Linked DNA regions of Homo sapiens: region 1 is linked to region 2. Evidence: chromatin loops called from intact Hi-C (ENCODE). Cell type or tissue: endothelial cell of umbilical vein. All regions are shown on one strand. Each heading gives the region's core, and the rest is flanking DNA. Links, peaks and the distances in the headings are about the cores only. Region 1 overlaps LOC107987166 (a long non-coding RNA gene). Region 2 has its middle 52 kb from the start of LINC02702.

The links. Hi-C counts contacts between places; a loop is a spot of excess contacts. Peaks named below come from ENCODE experiments on the same cell type or tissue, not always from the same donor. Only the 100,000 strongest peaks of a DNase experiment are listed, where the experiment ranks them.
Region 1: a loop joins it to region 2, with 3 times the contacts of the local background. A loop is called at or near these places in 3 of 110 quality-filtered maps.

The regions. Positions count from the first base shown.
Region 1 is chr11:116,355,595-116,367,147 of GRCh38, forward strand. All of the region lies in intron 1 of LOC107987166 (a long non-coding RNA gene), which reads right to left. Among named protein-coding and RNA genes, the nearest start is that of LINC02151, 140 kb to the right of the region's middle. RefSeq lists enhancers at 1,756-2,619, 2,620-3,483, 4,357-4,857, 11,465-11,553. In endothelial cell of umbilical vein, for the core only: a CTCF peak has its summit at 2,652 (motif pointing right); a DNase peak (open chromatin) is centred at 5,167; H3K27ac peaks cover 2,718 bases.
Region 2 is chr11:116,685,802-116,697,354 of GRCh38, forward strand. No RefSeq gene overlaps it. Among named protein-coding and RNA genes, the nearest start is that of LINC02702, 52 kb to the left of the region's middle. RefSeq lists enhancers at 1,824-2,386, 2,387-2,948. In endothelial cell of umbilical vein, for the core only: a CTCF peak has its summit at 6,087 (motif pointing left); no DNase peak of the experiment used is centred there.

The sequences.
Region 1 (11,553 bases), core at 2,042-10,041, 330 kb before region 2:
CCATTTTGAGCCCATTCTAGAGGGCACAGGTGTGCGCTCTGAGGATCAATCTCACCACAGTGCGCCCTTCTACTAAACATCCAGAAGGACGACAGGGGTCATATGTCCAGCAAAGCCATGGCCAAAGGGCCAAGCCCAGATTCCCGTATCTAATTCTATCCCTTCGCAGCATCATGCTGTGCACCCAGCAGGGACCCAGCCATCTCAGAGATGCTCCACCAAAACTGATAAGGGGATCCCAGTTGCCTACAGAGCAAGTGAGCCTTCCACAACCTGGCCCAACCTGATCTCCCCCTACCCCTCCTTGTCCCTCTATTTCTTCCACAATAGCAGGATGCTCACCATTCATCTCCCAAACTCACCTGCACTCCTCGCCTCTCTGCCTTTGCTTTTCAGTCCCCTCCACCTTACACATCCTTCGCTTGCCTTTCTGCTGACCTTCAGACTTTATCTCCTTCATGAGGTCTCCCTCTCCCATCCACATCAGCATCCATCTCTCTTCCGCCAGCACTTTCTCTCTGCCTCAGTACTGCACCTCTCCCAGCCTGCCAGGTCGCAGAGCAATGGGTAAATTCTTCCTCCTCCCATAGTGGACTGCGGGCCATAGAAAACCATGGGGCAGGCCTCCTCACTCCCTTTCCCACCCCCAATACACACACAGTAGTTACTTGGTTCATATTTATTTAATGTTGTTTCATGTAAAAGGTCACAGTAACTCTCATCAGTACAGCTGCTGAGCCTTACATTGCAGGACAGGGTCCCACCAGGATGGTCTGAGGGTAGAACCAGGATGTCAATCTGGGCTGGTTGCAGATCTGGCTGCTCTGGGGCAGAGGAATACAGATGAAGTGTTCCAGGCCTGCCAGGCTCTGAAAGCCCTACAGGAACGACCCACCTGGGAACCCCTATTAGCGACCGCCTCTCTCAATCAGGTCTGCCCAGGGAAAGAAAGACACTGAAGACCATTCAGATCCCCAGAAATGTCAACACTCCTTGAAAGAGGTCTCCACTGGCCCGGAAATCTCCAGGCTGCCTGCACTTGTGATAAGCACAATAAATAAAACAATGAGACCCATTTGAAGGCACTTGTGAGACAGTAGAGCTTTGAGAATTTGACTTTGATGAGTTTGAAAGGCAGAGGAAAGAAAGAAGAATGAGTTTCCTCTTGGGCTCAGGTTTGTTTATCCCGCTTCTCGGGAATCCGAGCTTACAAGGTTGATGGTTTCAAAGGCCTCTAAATGTTTCTGGAATCCCAGACCAGGCTACAGTGGGCCTGAAGGCTCCTGTTTGCCTGGCCCCAGAAAAGGCACAGCCACATCAGCTCCCTGGAGGATTCCTGCCGGGGCCGAGAAGCAGGCACAGGTGGGAGCTCACCAAGCTGGAGCCCACCCTTGGGAGTGTGCAGAGGAGGCGAGGCAGCTCCACGTAAAGGGAGAACCACAAGGTACAAGTGACTGTGAGAAGATGACTGGGAAGCCTCAGTGGGGCCAAGGAGTGAAGGTGCCCTTTGTGGGGACTGAGAACAGAGTCCTGGACCACAAGTCCGGAGTACAAGGCCAAGCCTGGATCTGCTGCTAAGCTGTCCCATGCCAAGTCTCTACCCCACTTTGCATCTTCATAAAAGGTCCTCTCTGAGGTTCCTCTGAGCCCTATGTTGACTCCACCACTCTTTAAGCAGGTGGTTCTGCCATGGGTCCCCCGGCTTCTTCCTGACCCTGTCCTCCCTATCCTGCCCCAAGCCCAGCCCATCTGGACCCCACTCTGCAAGGGCCCTGCTCCCTCTCAGCCATCAGTGCACCCCTACCCACGACTCAGTCTTCCCTCTGAAAACTTCACTGTAGTACCCTGAGATGTTTTCCCACATTATAGAGACTTGAAACCTGCCCTCGGGGCCACAGTCTATGTACCTGTGCGCCGTGTGCATAGTTAACAGTAATGCCAAGACGGACTAATCGTCCTTCAGTCCATGCCGCACGTCAAGTCTTCATACGCACTCTCGTGCTCAGCAGCCCTTTCTACAGAGGAGAGAACCCTGAAGCTTGAAAAGATGCAGTAACTTGCCCTCCTGTTGCCTTCGCAAAGGGCCTTGGCACCCATGTCATCCTCACGACAAGCCTGCCAAGTGGACAGTTAGATATTCCCATTTTAGCATAAAGGAAATGGAGCTGAGAAAGGCGAAGCAACTTGCCAAGGTCACAGCTCACAAGGAGCGGAGCTGGGATGGGGCAGGGTCGCACTCCCCAAAGTGGCCCTGCCTTCCAAGGCCTTCTCCTGCTCTCCTCCGCCTGGCGGCCTTCTAGGCCCACGCTCCTGAAAGCCGCTCCTAGGCTCACACTCTGCTGAAGAAGCGTCAAGGACTGAGCGAGGCGAAGAGGCCACCTATTTACACGGCCCAGTGTACACCCCTTCCCAGGACTGCAGACGCACTCCCCGCCCACCGCCTTTGCCGCAGCAAGACAATCAGCCCACTCCGCCTCCCCTCTGGCTCATTTCAGAGTGCAGTCAGACACTAATTGGCTCTGAGAAGTGATTACTTCAAAGAAGTTCCCATCGGACCAAGACTTCTCGGAAAAAAACAAACAGCGTGCACCCTGCCTGGGGAGCCACCCGCCCCAGAGATGGGTTTTCTGCCTGCCTGTAGGCGGCGCTGCCGAGACACGCGGCGCTGCAGGACCGCGCCCCGCCTGCTGCGTTCCCTATGCTGTCGCCCCGCCTGGAATCAAAGGCGTTTGAGCTGGAAGGCACAAACCCCACAGGCAAGCAAGGCCAGAGAGGGGATGTATCCTCTTTAGAGTCACACGGCCAGTGGTTAGCAAAGCTGGGACTAGAACCCACAAGACTCAGTGCTCCGCCCCACCCTGCCCTGGGTGGCTCTGTACTCAGCTAGCTGTTGTCCCTGGCAGCACCGGACCCATGCCCACGGGTAGGGCGTGGGTGGAGGGTGCTCTTCAGGTAGCAATCAGGGCCCCTGCCAAGGGAACTTGCTGGAGAGCCCACGGCGGCTCACCCCACCCTCCCTGTGCACACGTGTGCTCAACACCTAAAACGTTCTAGGTCCCTCTGGGCCTGGGGGTTCCGAGTAAACAGGAGACTGCCCCCGGCGCCCCTGACACTTATAGCGTGGCAGTGACAAAGCATATCTGCTTATGAGCATTCCCGGCCTTCCTCCCCACCTCCCCTGCCTTGGAAGAGGAAGGAGCCATGGACTTTTGGGCAACCTCTGGGCCTGCCCTTTCTGAAGTGTTGAAATCAGGTGGAGGCTAAAGAGGGAATTCAAGAAGCCCAGCAAGCTTGGGTCAGAAATCATACCTGCCAACACGGGCACCTGCCCCATAGTGAGTTTTTAAAAGATGTTTGAGATAATGTCCAACAGTTAAAGCTCAGATTTCTCATTCAGATTCAGATTCCTGGCCTCTCATGGTAAACTAGGAAATCTGGTCACACCAGGCCCCTATTGCTTCATTCATTCGTACTTTCGTTTAAGCATGGGGCTGGTCCCATCCCAAGTGCTGGAATACCAAGGTGAACAGGACAATCGAGTCCCCTGTTTTTGAGAGGCATCTCTTCAAGGAGCCTCTCTGTGCAGGGCATATTCACTCTAGTTTGCCACAGTCTCCACCATTCCCTATTATCACGTAGACCACTTCCCTTGTTTGTGATCTTTGCATGACCACCGTTTATAACCACCTCCACCAGACCTGCTGCTGAGAAAGGGCAGAGAGCTAAGCCAGTAAACAAAATGCTCACCTCTCTTTAATCTGTGGCAGGTGCATGAGTGTTTGTCTTACTATGTTCTTACTATGTTCTGTTTTCGTATGAATATTTGAATTTTTATTTTTCTTTTATTTATTTATTTATTTATTTTTGAGATGGAGTTTTGCTCTTGTTGCCCAGGCTGGAGTGCAATGGTGTGATCTCACCTCACCACAACCTCCACCTCCCAGGTTCAAGTGATTCTCCTGCCTCAGCCTCCCAAGTAGCTGGGATTACAGGCATGTGCCACCATGCCTGGCTAATTTTGTATTTTTAGTAAAGACAGGGTTTCTCCATGTTGGCCAGCCTGGTCTCAAACTCCCGACCTCAGGTGATCTGCCTGCCCCAGCCTCCCAAAGTGCTGGGATTAGAGGCGTGAGCAACCGCACCTGGCAGAATTTTTCACTTTTAAATTTAAAAATGAGAATGAAAGTAAAGAGTTATCTATGAGTGAAAATCTAGAAGCAGGAAGGGAGTGAGAGAAATCAAAGCAGGAAAAGACTGTGTTCGGGATGGCTTTGGGAGAGTTTAGTGGGGGAAAGAGAATGTAGTGATGCTGCCATACTGTGTGGGGTATTGACAGAAAGCAGGGGGAGGGAGAAAAGAGGTTTTTAAAACTTTTGCTGTATGTTAGGAACGAATGCCCCTTTGGCATTTTCCAAGCAGCTTCATAAAAGATTTAAATCATTTCTCAATACTTTTTGGATGTCTGCCTTCTGCTTCTTTTGAATATAACAGTGTGGGATGGGTGTGGGGAGAGAAGATAAACAAAACATAGGCAGTGCCATGATGGGGAGGTGCAAGGTGCAGGGTGCAGGGGTGGCTCCTGAAAAGAGCACCTCCTGATCCAGAGTCACAAAAGGCCCCCAGGGAGGAATTGATCAAACCAAAATGTGGATGAGTAGATGTTAGGCGAACACCAGGCAAATGGTGGTGAGAGAAGGGAGCAAAGTGTATTCCAGGCAGGGGGAATAACTTGGGGGAAGGCAGACTCCAGGATCTGGAAGCAGTTTAGGCTGGTGGGACCGTCTGTATGCATGCGGTAGGGATGCGCAAAGAAATGGAGCTGAAGGGCCGGCAGGGACACTGCCAGGCCTCATGAGCTATGTGACAGCCCGTGGACCATGTCCAGCAGGCAACCAGGAGCCACCGAGGGTGTTAGCAGAACAGTCATGTGGTCAGTTTGCATTTTAAAATGTTCATCTGTCTGTTCTGTGGGAAATGGATTGGAGGAGGCAAAACAGAGGGGTGCAGATTAGGAGGCTATTGAGATAGATTGGACAAGAGACCCTGGCAGCTTGGGCTGGTCACTGCCAAGGGAAATGAGAAATGATGCTTGATTCTAATGACATGCAGGAAATGGAGGCCTAATTCAGTACCATGTCTCCAGCATCTAGCTTCCTTCCTGATACTCAGTACAAAAGGATAACGCATATTTATTGAATGACTCAATAAATGAACAGAAGACCTAATAAACACACAAAGAAGCTGGTACTGGTATGTAAACGTTAGCATGCTTAAACCTCATCCCTTCATTGTACAATGTTCATAAACAGCGGCTACCCGTTTCTGGAGGCCTGCTTGGACCAGGCAAGAGTATGAGGTACTTCATATGGATGATTTCCATGTCGCCTCTGCAGAACTCCTGTGGCCCAGGCATTTCTATTCCTATTTTGCAGGTCAGGAAACAGAAAAGTGAAGCAGCTTGCTCACATTCAGCTGGGGAGTAGGGAGCAGTGCTAAATTCTCACCCAGCGGTGTTCTTTCCATACCTCGTGATCCCTCAGAATGACCTCTTCCAGGTTGAGGCACCCCCACACCCAGCTCCTCCATTCCGGTCCCCACCAGCCTCATACTGCAGCTAAAAGGAAACAGCTACCAAGTGAAATGAAAGGTTGGAAAGCACTAACCTGAAGTTCCTGAATATCCATTTTGGATATATTTCATTAGTATCTTCATCATCATCAACAAACATTTAGTGAGCACCTTCTGTATACCAGGTGCTGTGCTAGATAATAAGGGTACAAAGAACTGGATACCTTCCCTGTCCTGGAGGAACTCATAGTTTAGTGGGCAGGAGGAGTGGTTGAGGAAGTGGTCTGGGTTCTGTAAGAGCTTGTGCAAAGCTCAGAACTGTGGACACACTGGGCACATCTAGTGAGGCCACGACATGGGGCCCAGGAGAGAAAGAGGTGGCAGATGAGAATGGAAAGGCAGGTGGGTGAGAACCTGACTTGGGACCATAACAATGGGGACAAACAGAAGAGTTCAGAAGTTAAAGATGCCTCAGTGATGGGCCTGACAGGACGCTGATCACTTAGTGATGAGAATGAACGGAAAAATGCTCACCTGGAGGTACTAGAGAATCTGGATGTTTCAGCCAATTGGCTGCCCAAGCAGACCCCGCCCCTGGCTCCAGTGTAACTGCTGAGATATTTCATTGATCCCCAAAGCCAATTGATCCCTCAGGAGTAGACTAAGAAACAAAGAAGGGATTGTCTGTGTCCCAACTCCCTTGACAGACAAAAGCTTCTGCTTTTCTGCTTCTCTCCTTACCTGTCGAAATTCAAAAATCTGATCAACCCTCTTGGCCCCTCAAACCAAATAACTCCGTCTTTGGCTAAATAGAGAAGAGGAGATCGAGGATTTGAAGAGACACTTATTTATCTCTTTACCAGACAGTCTAATGAATAATTTCATGTTTGCAAAAGCTCATTTTGAAATTTGAAGACAAGAGATATATTGCCAAGGCGGCTCTAATACTGCGACATTAATTTTGCACTGAAAGATTTACTCAAAAATTAGATTTTACAATTTTAATGCCTCCATTCTTTTCTTTAAATAAGCTGTGAAATACAGTTAATTAGACTTAAACCCTGGAAGCTTAGACGTTTGAGCTTTGGTGTAAGCTACAAAAGAAAGCAAGCTTTTTCACTTGCAAATTAAATCTAAATTCATTACACGCCTAAACCTATACCACTTGCAGAAATCCTACTGGGCTGAGGAAGGGTCTTCTTGAGGCTCCAGATGTCTCCCTACAGAATCCTGGCTGCAGAGAAGGATTGGGGAAATGAAAGGAGAGACAGACTGGGAGTGGAAAAGACAGAAAGCATCTGACAAGTTGTCTTGGACAACGTTGGCATATTCTTTGGAGCATTAGCCCTGAGAATTGCCCCTTGGAGGAAGAAAAGGTTCCATGCACACAAAAAAACAAAACCAGGAGATAACTGCATATCATGCTCCCATCCTGGAAAGTCACAGGTTCAAAGAAGTAAAACAAACAAGCAAATCAACAACAACAACAAAAACAAAAACTGTTTAACTTTGTCTCACCCAGAATTTTCCAAACACATTTGAGAGCAAAGCCCTTTTTCTCAAAACACCTTATGTCTGGGTCTGTCTACTGCTCTCTGGAACACAGTCTGCTCTCGGCTCTGACAGCTCCACAAAGACAACTTTCTCCTACCTAGACATGGCCTCAAAGACCGAGCTCAAACCTGTTCTCTTCCATGTTGATCTCTTCAGTGTGAGCTGTGGAACAATCTCATGCACAGCCATCTAAGAAATACAAAATTGGAATCACAGCAGGTTGAGGAATTGGGGGGCCCAGGGTAGATACAGTATGGGTATTCACCTAAGTGATGCTGCCTGCTTAACACTGCTCAACACATTCATCAGAGAAACAACCAGTTCAAAGATGTAAGGAAATGCAGGCACCTTTTAGCCCAACAGTCTACATAATGCTAAAATCTTTCCACAAAGCCCGTGATGGGCTCATCCAGTGCCTGAACATTTATGACAGGGAACTTGCTGCTCCCTGGATATCCCTCTTGTCTCTAGACAGTTCTGACCCCATATGTAGATATAAGGCTGCCTCTTTAGAAAACCCCCCACTAGCCTGGAGTACAGCTTGTCCAGGACCTTGCCAGGTGGGCTCCAAATAGGCTGGCCATGGGACCCCATTCCCAGTCACCCCTAGGACTTCCCCATCTATGCCTACGTTTCTGAATCAAAGCAACCCTCTTCCCAGCTATTAGCTATTGCCACATTCCATGGCCAAACCCCTTTCCTTAGGCCACTGTTTTCTAAACTTTCTTGGGACCACGGATGCCACTGAGTTTTCTAATGAAATTGATGGGTCTCCCCAGAATTGTCCAATATTAGAAGCTTCACAAACACCTTGAAGTTTATTTCATTCTTGCCTGTGTGGCATCCTAGTGGAGGTATCTTGACCTGATTGCTGGCGTTGACTAAAGCTAACCAACTCCAATAGACTTTCAAGAGTTTTCCAACTATCTGCTTGCAGACCTTCCTCTTGTGTCCTTTGCTATTCAGGACACCCTGTCTGCAAACTGCCTAGTATTCTATTCAAGATATAATTCACCTTTGAAAAGTAATAATAAAAATGATAATAATAATAATTCCACCTTACTTTTGCAGTTTACAGAGTGCTGTCATGAACTTTACTTAATTTGACCCTCACTGGGCCCGTCATAGAAGTTATCCTTTGCTTTTTTTTGCGGGGGTGGGGTGGCGGGGAGAGTTTCACTCTTGTTCCCCAAGCTGGAGTGCAACAGCACGATCTCAGCTCACTCACTGCAACCTCCACTTCCCGGATTCAAGCAATTCTCCTGCCTCAGTCTCCTGAGTGGCTGGGATTACAGGTGCACACCACTACGCCTGGCTAATTTTTTGTATTTTTAGTAGAAATGAGGTTTCACCATGTTAGCCGGGCTGGTCTCGAACTCCTGACCTCAGGTGATCCGCCTGCTTCGGCCTCCCAAAGTGCTGAGATTACAGGTGTGAGCCACCGTGCCCAGCCTATCCTTTGCTTTTAACAAAGAAAAAAACAGCCTCAGAAAGGTTAGGTGACTTGCCCAGTACTAGAGCCAGAAGACAGGCTTCCTGTGTTCTCGTTCAGTATTCTTCTACAGTATCACGCTGCCTCCAAACTAGAAATCGCAAATTCTACATTTTCACATAGTACCCATGGTCCTTGGTGGCCAGAGGGTGACAGAAGGGAGAGGAGGGTATGTATTCTTTACATAGCAAGTGAAAGGATCAACAGATTATTTTGTATATGACAGGATTAAGAACAATACTTGGGATTTCAAAGCGCCAGGGTTCACTACTGACTCCGCTACTTGCCAGCTATGTAACTTTGAACAAGGTACTTCACCTTTGGAATTAATAGCAGAGCTGAAGTACTCGAGCTACAGAGAGGGCTAAATGAGATAACACACATAAAGTGCTTGGCACATGGTACACACTCACCAGATGTTAGCCCAAAAAGGAATGTGGGCCAGGGAAGCCACAAAAAAAAAAAAAAAAAAAAAAAAAAAAAAGTCTTCCTAAATTGGGCTCAGGGAGTGGCTGTAGGTGTTCGTATGCAAAAACAGGATGAGGCCTCTGAAAAGGTGTCCAGGCAGGAAATTGTAAAGTACATTAAGTTGGGGGAAGGTTATAAATAAGCTACAGTCTTGAACAGCAAATGTTGCATGGGTGGAGGGAGCAGAGAGTGGAAAATTGAGTCAACTAGGGCTTTGGAGTCTGGGCTTTTCTCTGAGGCCATGGGAAGTCATTGAAGGATTTTGAAATGGAGAGGGATACAGAGTGATGGTCAACTGGCTGATAACTGGAAGCAGGGACAGGCTAAAGCAGGGGACCCCAACCCCTGGGGGACCAGTATCAGTCTATGGTCTGTTAGGAACCAAGCCACACAACAGGAGGTGAGCGGCGGGTGAGCAAACAAAGCTTCATCTGTATTTACAGCCACTCCCCATTGCTTGCATTACCACCTGAGCTCCTCCTCCTGTGAGATCAGTGGCGGCATTACATGCTCATAGGAGTGCAAACGCTATTGTGAACTGCACATGTGAGGGATCTGGGTTGTGAGCTCCTTATGAGAATCTAATGCCTGATGATCTGTCACTGTCTCCCATCACCCCCAGATGGGACCATCTAGTTGCTGGAAAACAAGCTCAGGGCTCCCACTGATTCTACATTATGGTGAGTTGTATAATTATTTCATTATGTATTGCAATATAATAATAAGAGAAATAAAGTGCACAATAAATGTAATGCACTCTGGTGCGTGGGAAAAACTGTCTTCCACTGGCCATGGTCTGTAGAAAAACTGTCTTCCACGAGACCAGTCCCTGGTGCCAAAAAGTTGGGGACCACTGGACTGAAGAGTAGATACAACTTTGGAGGTTATTGCAGTGACCTGGGTGATAGAGATGGAAAGTAATCTCTTACCTCTTTCTTGGCTCTAGCAAGGTGCCTCTGCCTTCTGCCCAATCTCCAGGTCCCTCTCCCATCCTCACCCTGAGTGCCCCAGGTAGAATCCCTGGGTCTCTGTGGTGAACCCTATTCCAAGATTCCCATTTTGATGGGCTGGCTTGCAACACAGTTTGAATCTCTGGTTGAGATCATTCTTAAGTGTTGCCTTTCTGGGGACTGGAGCCTGAACTTGGGACCCACCCACCCCTGATCCAACACACCATGTTGAAAATAGCAGTATGACAGCAGCAAAGCCTTCAGGGAGCTTGCAGCCCAGTACAGAGAGCAAGCCATGTGCAAGAATGACTATAACATAAGGCCAAGCATGAGTCACAGAGCTTTTTAGAATAGCTCTAGCTAAACAGCTATGGTTGTTCTAAAAAGAACGGATCAGGGAAGCCTTCGTGGGTCTCCATTTATTTGGGCCACCTGACTATTTCCATCAGAGCTACATGCCACCTATCACAAAGGCACGGCCACAGTGGAAAATGGCCAAAATCCCTCCTCACTTGGCCCGACAGGCCCTGCTCTCACCTCTCTGCATGTTCCAGATACCTGCTTTTAGCTCTTCTTGACTGAGACTGTGGCTGCTACCCCAGCCAGCCACGGAGGCATAGCTCTCCCTCTTAGATCTGCAAATATGCCCAAAATGGGATTGAAGAGGGGTGAAGAAAACAAACTTTGCAAGGAAAACAAGAGAAAAATACCAAGAATTATAAAAAGAAATATGTTTGCAGAGTGATTGTTTCTGGTTGCAAACTGAGCACTTAGCAAAATATTGACTTGCTGGGCACAGCCTTTGAGGGCCCCAGGCGGTGGTCTCTTGCCATTTCAAGATTTTCTTTGCTGAATACTTAAGAGATATTTGAATTTCTCTCCAAGCAGATAAAGGCTGGCCCTCTCCCAGGTGCCATGGGATCCTCAGTGCCTTCTTGAATCTGTCTGGTCTCCCATTTGGGTCCCTAGTTACCTCCATTAGACTGAAGCTGCTGCTCTGACACTGCCAGCTCTGTCCAGCAGGGCACATTTTGCCTGGGACGCTGCCCTCTGCTTGTGCCCCTGCCTGTGCCTCCTGTGTTAACCCAGCAGAGGCTTTCCTTCTTCCAACTCAAGACCCTCCTGACTTGAACCTGGAATAGTCCTCTCACCTGCCTGCCTCCCTGGCTATGCATGCTTGGTTTGCTGACCACTAAATGTCAGTTAAAACTTATTCTCTTCTCAGATAAACTTGCTCTGCACCCCTTGTGCATCCACATCTCACTCATCTACTTCCAGGCAGTCTTGAGAGCTGACACCCTCTTTCCCTGGCTGGGTCACACTGTTTCCTTCCCAGGATCAGAAATAGACACGACCTCCATTTTTACCTGTAAATCCCATTCTTCCTTTTACACTCACCCTCTGGTCTCCTGGATGGAGAGTGGAGTCATCCTGTTTACAGCAACAAGTTGGCAATTGCAGCAATGCCCTAAGCATCCTCCGTGCCTCAGGCCTCCCAGGCCCTCATCTGTATTCCACAGT
Region 2 (11,553 bases), core at 1,600-9,599:
CCTCTCTATTGCAGGGACCTGTATCACCCTCCAGACTGGAAGCCCCACAAAGAACTGGGACAGTGTTTGACCTGTTCTCATTCTTATTCCCCGTGCCTGACAAGTGGTGGATGCTCAGTATATTTTATTAGATAAACAATTGTATAATCACATCCATCACTTCTTATTACCATTAGGACCAGCCTGAGAGAAAGACAGGGCAGAATTATTATTCTGTTTTTCAGCTGAAGAATCCAAGACCCAGAGAGGTACAGTGATTTGCCCAAGGTCACACAGCTGGCAAGAACTATCCTACTCCTTGCCAGGTGCTTCTCCTCCTTGGTACGTTGCACTGCCTCTCAAGCATGGCACCCCAAACTGCCCCCCAGGCATATAAGAGTGTTGGAATGGACACCCGGCTTCTCAACCTCCCGCCTCTCCATCTCCTTGTCTCCTGGCTTCCCTCTCCTTAGCAGTGAGACCTGGTAGTGTAATGGGTAAGAACAGACATAATGGGTTTGAATTATACTCTAACCACCCACTAGCTGTGTGACCTTGGGCAAGATACTTAACTTCTCTGGATCAACTGTAAAATGGAGGTAAAGTAGTGCATACCTCAGAGGGTTATAGAGTAAGGACTCGGCACAATATCTGGCACATATGAGCTCTGGTTATCTGCTTTTTACTATTTCTCTAACATATTCTATCTTGATGTCTCTATTCCTCACTGTCTTTCTTTTCTACCCTCTGTTGGTCTGTCTATTGGCCTATCTCCCAAACCAGCTGCAGTCCCCTTCCACACGCTGGGCCACGCCTGGGAGACTCAGACACTTCTGAGATCTCCATGTGTATCTCATCCTGGATCCAGAAGAGATCTTGTTCCAGGAATGGAGCTACGGTTAAAAAATAAAATAAAATAAAATAAACCACACACACACGCACACACTACACCACCCCCACATGCATGCACATCTTCCTCACCTGTCACAGGCCAGCCTGTGAGGGACCTGTGTGGTCCAGGGGCAGTTGGAAAAAAGGCTTGAGAGGTTGTGGGGGTGGAAGGGTTAAGGCTGAGTGGTGGGGACAGCCGGTTGGGGGGTGGGGGTCTCTGGCTGAGAAGAAAACAGGTGGACGGGATTGGCCCCGTCCTCGGGGAGAAGTGGAAGCCAAAGCTGAGCCACCTGCCCATTTCCCAAGGGTCGGATTACCCAACAGCAGGTGCTTATGAGACCCTCCCATGCCTGATAGAGTGGAAGGCACAGGGCATGCACACCCCACCTCCACCTCTAGGTCTTATAGATGGAGGGTCATCGGGCCCCTGGAGAGGCCACACTGAGGGGAAGGCATCGTGACCTCAGCATCCTGGGCCAGTGGTAAGAACCAGGACTGGCCTCAGAAGACCTAGGTTTGGGTGAATGCACAGCCATGTACTGGTCATATGACCCTGGGGAAATCGTATCATCGCTCTGAACCTCAGTCTCCTCATCTGCAAAATGTAACAATAGATGCTCTGCTGCGTGGCTGTGAAAATTTTATTTAGAAAGAGCAGGTAAGAAAGCACTTGCTAAACTACCTGGTGCTCTGTGGTGTCCTTGGGTCATTATTGGCACAGGCTGGATGGCGCCCACAGTGACCCCTCATCATCCTGCCCCACTGTCACAGAGCACCCATTATCAATGGTGACACCAGGAAGACAGACAGACACTCCAGTGCAGTCTGGCAACATCATCCAGCTGAGCCCCTCATCATCCTGCTATGTGACCACGGGCCCTTCCACCTCTGGGCCAGTTTCTTCCCTACACCAAGGGGGATGGGCCACCGTGTGGAATTTCAGGAATTCCTGAAATTCCTGTTAGCTTCATGTTGGTAGCTTGAACTCAGCCATGGTAGAGGTATTTACACCTCAGAAATCAGCAAACATTACAGACCAGGGTACCACTGTTTAGGCTGACATCCCAAATCTCCTCCTCCCAGTGTCTGGCCAGGAACAGAGCAGCTGGTCCAAGCAGATTGCCTCAAGTGCTCAGCATCCGGCTGCCTTCCAGGGACTCTCCCCTGATAAATATGGATGCACACCTGGCCAGCAGCAGGCCTGAACCCCTTGCCCCCACACACACACATACAAGCGTGCACACACACACTCTCATACTCACACTCTCATACACTAACACACACACACTCTCTCATACACTCACATGCACATACACCCACACACTCCTACCTGGTGGATCCCTGGGCATGGGCAGGGGCAGGAGGGAGGCAGCCCCTGCTCTTGTCAATCACAGGAACAAGGCTCCACCCACCTGGCCTGGGTATTCCATGAGGTCTTTTGTCTCCGGTGCTCCTGCCCCTCCTCTTCTCCACCCACCATAGGGTGGAGGACGGGAGCTTGCCCAGACTCCAGCAGGCCACCTGCTTTGTAACTGAGGGCACCACCATGCAGACCCCACTCTCTCTCCTCAGGACTGCCCCTCCACAGACCGCCACGTGGTGCAGGAGTGATACCCAGGCAGTGCCACCCAGTTAGACTAGGAGGTGCCTAGTGCCCCTGCAGCAGGGTCACGTGACACTTTGACCCTTCACCCTCCCAATACTTAGAAGGCAAATCAGTCCGGGAGGCCCAAGTGAGGAGATAGAGTGGTGAGGGAGGGTTTCTCTGAGAGAGAGGGAAGCTGGGCCAAGTCCCTGCCCACCCTTCTACGCTGACCCCCAGCAGTGTCTTTTGCGGGTTGTTTGCATTGCTCTTTTCTGAACTAAGCACTCAGGCACTCTCCTGCTCCCTGCAATGGGTTGAATTGTGTCCTCTAAAATTGCTGCACAGAAGTCCCAACCCCCAGCACCTCAGGAATGTGGTCTCAGATCTTACTGGAGACAGATCCTTGATTACAGAGGTAACCAAATCAAAATCAGGTCATTAAGGCTGGGCGCAGTGGCTCATGCGTGTAATCCCAGCACTTTGGGAGGCCAAGGTAAGTGGATTACTTAAGCCCAGGAGTTCAAGATCAGTCTGAGCAAGAAGGCAAAACCCCATCTTTACAAAAAAAAAAAAAAAATTAGCCAAGTATGGTGGCACATGCCTGTAGTCTGTAGTCCCAGCTACTTGGGAGGCCGAGGTGGGAAGTGGGGGCTGTAGTGAGTCGTGACTGCACCACTGCATTCCAGCCAGAGTGACAGCAAGATGCTGTCTTAAGAACAAAACAAAACAAAAATCCGGTTATTAAAACTCAGGTCATGAGTTAAAAAGGTTGTTAGGGTGAGCCCTAATCCAACATGACTGGCGTCCTTATAGAAAGGGGAAATGTGGACACAGAGATATGCCCCAAGGGAAGAGCATCCACAGCCAAGCAGAGGGGCCTGGGGAAGAAGACAGCCATCCACAGCCAAGCAGAGAGGCCTGGGGAAGAAGACAGCCATCCACAGCCAAGCAGAGAGGCCTGGGGAAGAAGACAGCCATCCACAGCCAAGCAGAGGGGCCTGGGGAAGAAGACAGCCATCCACAGCCAAGCAGAGAGGCCTGGGGAAGAAGACAGCCATCCACAGCCAAGCAGAGGCGCCTGGACCCGATCCTCCCCTCACTACCCAGAGAAGACACTAACTCTGCCTTGATTCCGAAATCTTGGATTCTAGCCTCCAGAACGATGAGGCCGTGCATTTCTGTTGTTTAAGCCACCCCGTGCGGAGGGGTCTGTTATAGCAGCCTTGCAAACGAACTCATCCCCACTCTCTGAAAGGGCAGGTGAGAGAAACCGCCTGTGGGTATCTCAGCTTCACAACCTTCGGAAGCATACACATTGCTGCATCTGATCCCCAGGCCACATGACCCTTAGGCGCAACAGGTGCCATTCATCCCCTTTGACAGATGAGGACACTGAGGCCCAGGGGGCAGGGTGCTTACCAAGAGGCTCTCCAGAGTCAACAACTAAGCCAGGACCAGAACCAAGGCCCCCTTATGAATGACCCAATGGGCTTGCCTACACCAAGCCAAATGTCTCCTCCTGAATGTGTACAGAATTCTGTGAGCCCACAGTGAGAAGACACTGGGACATCTCCCTCCACCAGAGGAAAACTTCCAGGCAAAGGTCCTGAACCCTGGATGCTCCGTGAATCACCCAGAGAGCTTCGAATCAGTCCAGCACCTGGGCCCCACCCCAGACCAAGTGAATAAGCACCTCTGGGGGTGGGGCTCAGGCACTGGTCTTTTCTACAGCGCCCAGATGATACTAATGTGTAGCTGGGGAGGACAGCCGGAGCTAGAGGACTCCCTGGTGCCAGCATCCTAGCAGCCTGAGTGTCCCCACTCAGTTGCAGAGGGGCCTGGGGTGCCCAGCAGGCAATCACACCTCAGGAAATATGAGACATAAATGAAGGTGCAAATTGGCAGTCATTCATTTTTGTATTAAGGCCTAGAAAATATCAGGGTTGAAGCAAGTTTTTCTAATTTCTTCATGGCCGGGGCTGGTGGGTGGGGGAAGTATCTTTAAAATGCTAATGGAAGAGAAAATAGTGTTTTTCTTTAAATTTGGGCCTTTACTCTTTCATCTTGTATTAGCTTGTTCTCATGCTGCTATAAAGAACTGCCCAAGCATGGTGGCTCACGCCTGTAATCCCAGCACTTTGGGAGGCTGAGGCTGGCGGATCACTTGAGGTCAGGAGTTCCAGACCGGCCTGGCCACATGTGAAACCCCATCTCTACTAAAAATTAGGCGTGATGGTGCATGCCTGTAATCCCAGCTACTTGGGAGGCTGAGGCATAAGAATCGCTTGAACACGGGAAGCAGAGGTTGCAGTGAGCTGAGATTTTACCACTGCACTCCAGCCTGGACAACAGAACCAGGCCCCATCTCAAAAAAAGAAAAAAGGAACTGCCCAAGACTGCGTAATTTATAAAGAAAAGAGGTTGAATCGACTCACAGTTCCACAGGGCTGGGAGGAAACTTACAGTCATGGCAGAAGGGAAAGCAAACACATCTCCCCTCACACGGTGGCAGGAAGGAGAAGAATGAGGGCCCAGAGAAGCGGGGAAAGCCCCTTATAAAACCATCCGATCTCGTGAGAACTAATTCACTACCACGAGAACAGGAGGAGGGAAACAGGCCCCATGATTCAATTATCTCCACCTGGTCCCTCCCACGACACGTGGGGATTATGGGAACTACAATTCAAGATGAGATTTAGGTGGGGACTCAGCCAAACCATATCACATCTTAATCAAATGTGATTGCTTATCAGGAAAACTAAAAAGCTACACTGGAATCCTTACTATATGGCAGGCATGTGCTAAATGACCCTTGTGTTTTATGCCTATGCCTATGTGGTTATGCCTAGGCATCATAACCCACATTTTACAGTGGGAGCAACCAAGCCTTAGAGATGTTATTTGACCTGCCCAAGGTTACCCAGCCACTAGGCAGTGAAGCTGGAATCCCACCCAGGCAGTCTACGTTACACCAAAGGCTGTGCCTTTGACCACCCACCACAGGGTCCTCTACATTCATAACCTATTTTTGTAAAAGGGACTAAAATAAGAATTGTCACCAGGCACAGTGGCTCACACCTGTAATCCCAGTGCTATGGGGAGGCTAAGGTGGGAGGATTGCTTGAGCCCAGGAGTTCAAGACCAGCCTGGGTAACATAGCAAAACCCCATCTCTACAAGGGAAAAAAAAAACAGCAAAAACGTAAACAAAATTAGCTGGGTGTGGTTGCACGTGCCTGTAGTCCCAGCTACTTGGGAGGCTGAGGCAGGAGGATGGCTTGAACCCAGGAGTTCCAGGTTGTAGTGTGCTATAATCGCGCTGCTGCACTCCAGCCTGAATGACAGAGCAAGACCCTGTATCTAAAAGAAGAAGAAAAGTATTGTAGATATTAAATGTTTAAATAATGCCTTTTTTCCAGGGCTCCCAGATTTCCAGAGATTTTTCATCCCTAACTTGGAACTGAAGAGCTCAGGCATTAATAGGAAGCAGAACAGGCACCCTCATTCCCAGCACAAAGAACGCCAACGTGGACACCAGCACCAGCACCCCGCACCCCGATCTCTTCCCTGCCTAGGCCCACCGTCGCTGGAAGGAGAGAAACACGGGCCTGGACTCCCCTCTAGTGGCCATGAAGCTAACTGCACCAGACACCTCCACACCCACCCAGGCCAGCCAGGTGCCCGGGGCCTGAGCCCCAGGTGAAGTGGGAACCTACGCCCAATGGGCACACACACCCACTGAGATGGCAGCAGGCCCCTAGGCTTGGAGACTTTATCCAGGTACTGGAATTGAGGGGACTGAAAGCTGCGGCCCCAAAAGACCAAACCATACCTGACTCCATCTCATCCTTTTCACCTCATCTGCCTCCCATCCATCCCCCCAGCTGAAGGGAGCATTAGAAGTCAGGAGGAAGCTGACCCCAAGAAGCAGGATTCTGGCCCTGGGACAATAACCAGAACTCTGAATGAATGTCCAGAACACTTCCCCACACTTGGCCTGTGGCCTCCCTCCAAGGCTCTCCCCCACTCCTCTCCATCCTGCACGCCCCAGCACTCTGCCTCTCCAGGAAGCCTTCACTGAGCCCTCCCTCCACACCATGGTGCTCAGTCCACAGTCTCTCCCTTCCCTGATCTCCTGCCAGGAGTACCAAGGTCACCTCTCAGCGCCCAGCACACCTTTCAAGACCATCGGTTCTCCCCTCCCCAGCCGTCCCCCCAGTGAACCGGAGCCTCTGAAGGCAGGGATTGCACCATAAATATCTCTGGTGCCCACCCCCTCAGAGTGTCGCCCAGGCCAGGACACCAGAACCTGCTCAACTGGCTGCAGCAAGTCCACCTGAGGACTCAGCCTTGGAGGCCAGAGCAACGCCGGCCCAGCAAGGCTGCCTCTCTTCTCCCAGCACTGCTGTTTGATCCAAGGCACCGTGAGGGTCCAGGCAGGTGGCCCAAGGGAGGGAAGGGAAGGTTCCCAGGAATGCACAGCCTGAGCTGGAGACAGGGGAGAGCTAACAGGGCTGGTAGAAATGACCCATCAGCAGTCGCTGTGACGGCACGAAAACTCCTGCTGCGGGAGCAGCCTCTCAGGGCACAGCAGCTGAAGTCTCTCTGGTGGAAGGTCCCGCCTGAAAGAGCAGGGGGACAGGCCCATCAGCCCTGAGGAGCAGCCACCCCCGGCCCAGCCCCAGACCAGGCAGCAGGGACCTCCCTTCCTCTGAGGTCCCCACCTCAGAATCAGGCTGATGGGGTGCTGCCCTCCCAGCTGGTCTGAGGGCACCTCGGCATGAAGCCCTCCCCCTGCTCCCCTCCTGGCTCCCATCTCCAAGGCCTGAATGCATTCGCATCTTCCGGCTCTCAGGAGCAATTCCAACTGCCCCATTTATATTCCTAAGTAGAGGACTTGTTAATATGGAGCCTGCCTCTGGGGAAGTGGGAATGTGCTGGGTGAGAGATGACAAATCACAGCCCAACAGCCTGGCTGAGAGCACTGATACTCACCTACATCTCATTCATCAGCCCCTGACCCTCCTACCACATAGGCCAAGGGGGCAGCCCTGGAGGAGCCACTGTGGGCTCCAAGAAGCACAGGCATTGGTGGGTGGTGGCAGGGGGATCTGTCCTGCCAGGAGGCTGGGGGAGGGCCCAGCAGCAAGGGGGAGCCCAGTAAGTGGATATGGGTGAGGCCCAAACCAGAGCAATCCCTGGAACAAAACTTCCACTCCTGGCTCCAGTGAGAGAGCGAAAGGCCCAGAACACCATCAGTTTCATCTTGAGCCACACCAGTCCCTGCCTGGAGAAGTATTTGGTCAGTCTAGTGGGCCAAAGCAGGGCCAGGGTGGTTCCTGTTCTGGCTCCAGCCTGGAACCACATGCACACACGCATGCACACACATGCACACACACACACACTCACGGCCCAACCCAGATGCAGGGCAGGGCACGCAGCCAGCCTGGCCAGGTGCTACCTTGGTGAGCTCAGTGCCCAGTCCCAGGTAGGGCGGGTGTGCAGCGTGAGTAATGGCAGGCGAGGAATGCACCCGAATCCTGATAAGGGAGAATAATAACTTGTCAAAGATATATATGATGTGTGTTTGTTTTCCCAACGGAATATCTATGGGGCTAATTCATCAAGCCAGCGGGCTGGCTGGAGACCCAGGGAGGGAGGGAGGAGAGAGGAGGTGCACACAACGGGGCAGCCACTCAGGCAGTTGCTGTGGCCCTCCGGCCTCCAAGGGACCCACAGGCGGGAACACCAGGGCCCTGGAAGGCACTGAAATGGGCCCTGCCCAGCAGGGCTCCCCGCCTCTCAGTGCTCCTCCAGGGAACTTTTGGGTCTGGAATTCACAGGAGGCTTCTCACCTGTTTAGGAATTTCACTGTTCTCTTGTGTGCTCCTTCTCTCATCCACTCTTCCTTCCTTCCTGCTGCACCGTCTGTGCAAAGCCCACCCGGTTTGAGAAGCCGAAAGGTGATCAGAAAACACCACCCCTTCTGGAGAGGTCAGCAGAAGCTGCTCTTCAGGCAGAACAGAGCCAAGAAGGCAGCTCCTACCTCAGCCATCTTCTTCTCATCTATGCCCTGCCAAGAGTGCAGCTCCAAGAGGGCAGATCCAAGAGGGCAGCTCCTACCTGGGCCATCTTCTCCTCATCTATGCCCCACCAAGAGGGCAGCTCCAAGAGGGCAGAGCCAAGAGGGCAACTCCTACCTGGGCTATCTTCTCCTCATCTATGCCCCCCTATGCTCCCCCACCATCTCCCTCCCCCCACACTCCCATACCCCAATCCTCCTAGGCAGAATGGGAGAGAGAAAGAAAGAAGGCAGGAGGGCCCATTCGCCTTGCCCGGGTCATTTCAAAGATGCTGAAGGCAGAAAACCCTCCTGGAAACACAGAGTGCCTGCAGGAGGCTCCACCTGCCACAGATGTGCAGAGGGGCGGGGCCCACCCCCTCACACCCACCCCCTCACCCCCTCACCCCCTCACCAGAGAAGACTCCTCATCTGTCTCTGCCTTAGTGATCACCCATGGGATGAGGGCTTCCTTTCTAACCCCTTCTCTGCCTTGCAATAAGAAACCTTGAGTTCGTGTGCACCCTCCCGGCAGGAGTTCGGCCTGTCCCTCAGCCCCTGCATCCCAAGCCCCCAGCTAGCCTGGGTACAGCCAGGGACCAGTCCCCAGAAGGGGAACCCCAAAATCATGGTCTTGAAGGAAGGGTCCCCAATAAGCCTCCTCAGGAGCCACCTCCAGACCCTGCCCTCATGCTTCCCGTCCTGCAGGCCGGGATGGGCATCTTCCCAGCTGCACCCTCACCCCCAGGGCCTCGGTGTGGCATCTGACTCACAGAACCATCACCCAGCTCTGTGTTCCACCACACACCACTGACAGTGACTCCCTCACCTGGGTTGGCTCCAAGTTGGCATTCAGCATCCTCCTGTACCCATTCATTCAACAAAGGATGGAGCCCCTAGTATGCACCAGGCTCATTCTTGGCACTGGGGACATGCCTATGAAGACAACAGATGAGGAGCCCTGCCGCTGTGGAGCTGATATTGTTAGAATGCTGAAATACTTCCACGCCGATTGCTAAACACCTATCCCACCCAGCACTTCTCGCCCCTACCTCCCCACGGCCCAGCACCTAAAGGTGAACCCCTGTCACAGCTCAGGGGGCTTCTAGGACCCTGCCCAGCTCCATGCCTGGTGTCCATCCTGATGAGCCAGCGCTGGCGCCACAGTGCTGTTAAAGATTTTGACTCTCACCCCTGGATGGCATATCGGTAGCCCATCCTGCAGGAATTAAATGAGAGCTTCTCTGTGCAACAGTCAGCATTGGCTTCCTCCCTTCCTTTCCTCCTTCCTGCCCTCTTCCCCTCCTCCCTTCCTTTCCTCCTTCTTTCTCTCCTTCCTTCACTCCCTCTTCCCCTCCTTCCTTCTCTCCTTCCATCCTTGTCTTTTCCATTCCTTTCTTCTTTGCTTCCTTCCCTCCCTCTTTCTCTACCTCTTTCTCTCCTTCTTTCCTTCTTTCCCTCTTTCTTTTCTTTCTGCTTTCCCTCTCTCCTTCTTTCCCTTCTACCTTCATTCTTTCCCCCTTCTCTTCCTCCTTCCCTCCTTCCCCTCCTCCCTTCCCTCCTTCTCTCCTTCTTTCCTTGCCTTCTTCCCTTCCTTCTTTCTCTCCCTCCTTCCCTCCTTCTCTTCCTCCTTCTCTCCATTCTTCCCTTCCTCCCTTCCTCCTTCTCTCCTTTCTTCCCTTCCTCCCTTCCTTCTTTCTCTCTCCTTCCCTTCCTCCCTTCTTTCTCTCTCTCCTTCCCTCCTTCTTTCCCTGCTTCCCTTCCTCCCTTCCTCCCTTCCATCCTCTTCCTCCCCTCCCTCCTTATCTCCCTCCTTCTTTATTTCCCTTCCTCCCTTCCCTCCTTCCTTCTTGTTTGAGGCCCAGGGTCTCCCTCTTAGCTACCTTACCCTCTCCAGACCTTCAGCTCTGGGCACAGATCTGAGAGACCACCTGTCAGTGCCCACAGTCTCCCTCCCTCCCACACAGAGCCATCTCCCGGATCCTGAGGGCCAGGAAATATGGAGAGCAGGCTCCAAGAGTGCCAACTTATCCCCCACCTCCCCGCCCTCTCCACTGCTCCCTAATGGACACTGATAGCCCATTCCCCTCTCTGCCTCCTCTGTCCCTCTTCCCAACACTCTTGGTTGGCTGCCCTGTCCATGGAGGGCAGGCCCCAGGGCTGGAGGAGGCTGCAGGGCGCTGGCCTAGCCCCTCCCAGGGTATGAGGAAGGGGAGAGGAAAAAGGGGGTGTGCCCCCTGCCAGTGTAGCCTAAAGCTGGAGAGCAATTAACTTGGCATTTTCAAACAAGGGCAGAGGAAGCGGGAGCCACAGGACTGAGTCAGCACATCAGAGAGGCGGTCGCCAAGCTGGCTCAGCTCATTAACAGGACAGGGCTGAGCCAACGAGAAACAAGGTCAGAGAGAAGGGGTGGGAGACCCAGATGAGATGGGCTGGGGGAGGACGAGTCAGGAAGGCAGCAGCAGGCCCCGCACCATCCCCGCCCTGCAGCCAGCCTGGATTCCATCCTGACTGCCCACTGCCCAAGATCCGCCCTCACCCTCCACGCCCCCACACAACCTCTGCCCCCACCCACCAATCGGCACACATTTCCCAAGCACCTGCTTCAGGACTGGAGTAAACCCCTCCAGGACTTGACCTTCCAGGAAGATGTGGGCCAAAGCCCTGGGGCCTAAGAAAGAGCACAGGGCTAGAGAGGATGGAGGCAGATGAGGGCCAGGAGACTTCATGGAGGAGGTGGTCTTTCAGTAGCTACATTTAAAGTAAGGTTGCATATCCTGCCTTTTTCCTAAAAGGAAACAAAGCAGCTGAATCCTGCTATGTGCTGAGTACCTTACCAGGTGCTGGAGGCACGACCCACATGGCCTATGATCCTTACCTCATCAGCCTGCAAGGTTCTCTCACTTGTAGAGGAGGTGAGAGGCACAGAGAGGCTGAGTGGGAGGTAGGGAGGTAAGTGACTCACTCAAACCCATATAGCTAGAAAAGGGCGGGGCTGGGATTTACACCTGGGTCCGTCTGACTCCGAAGCCTATGTT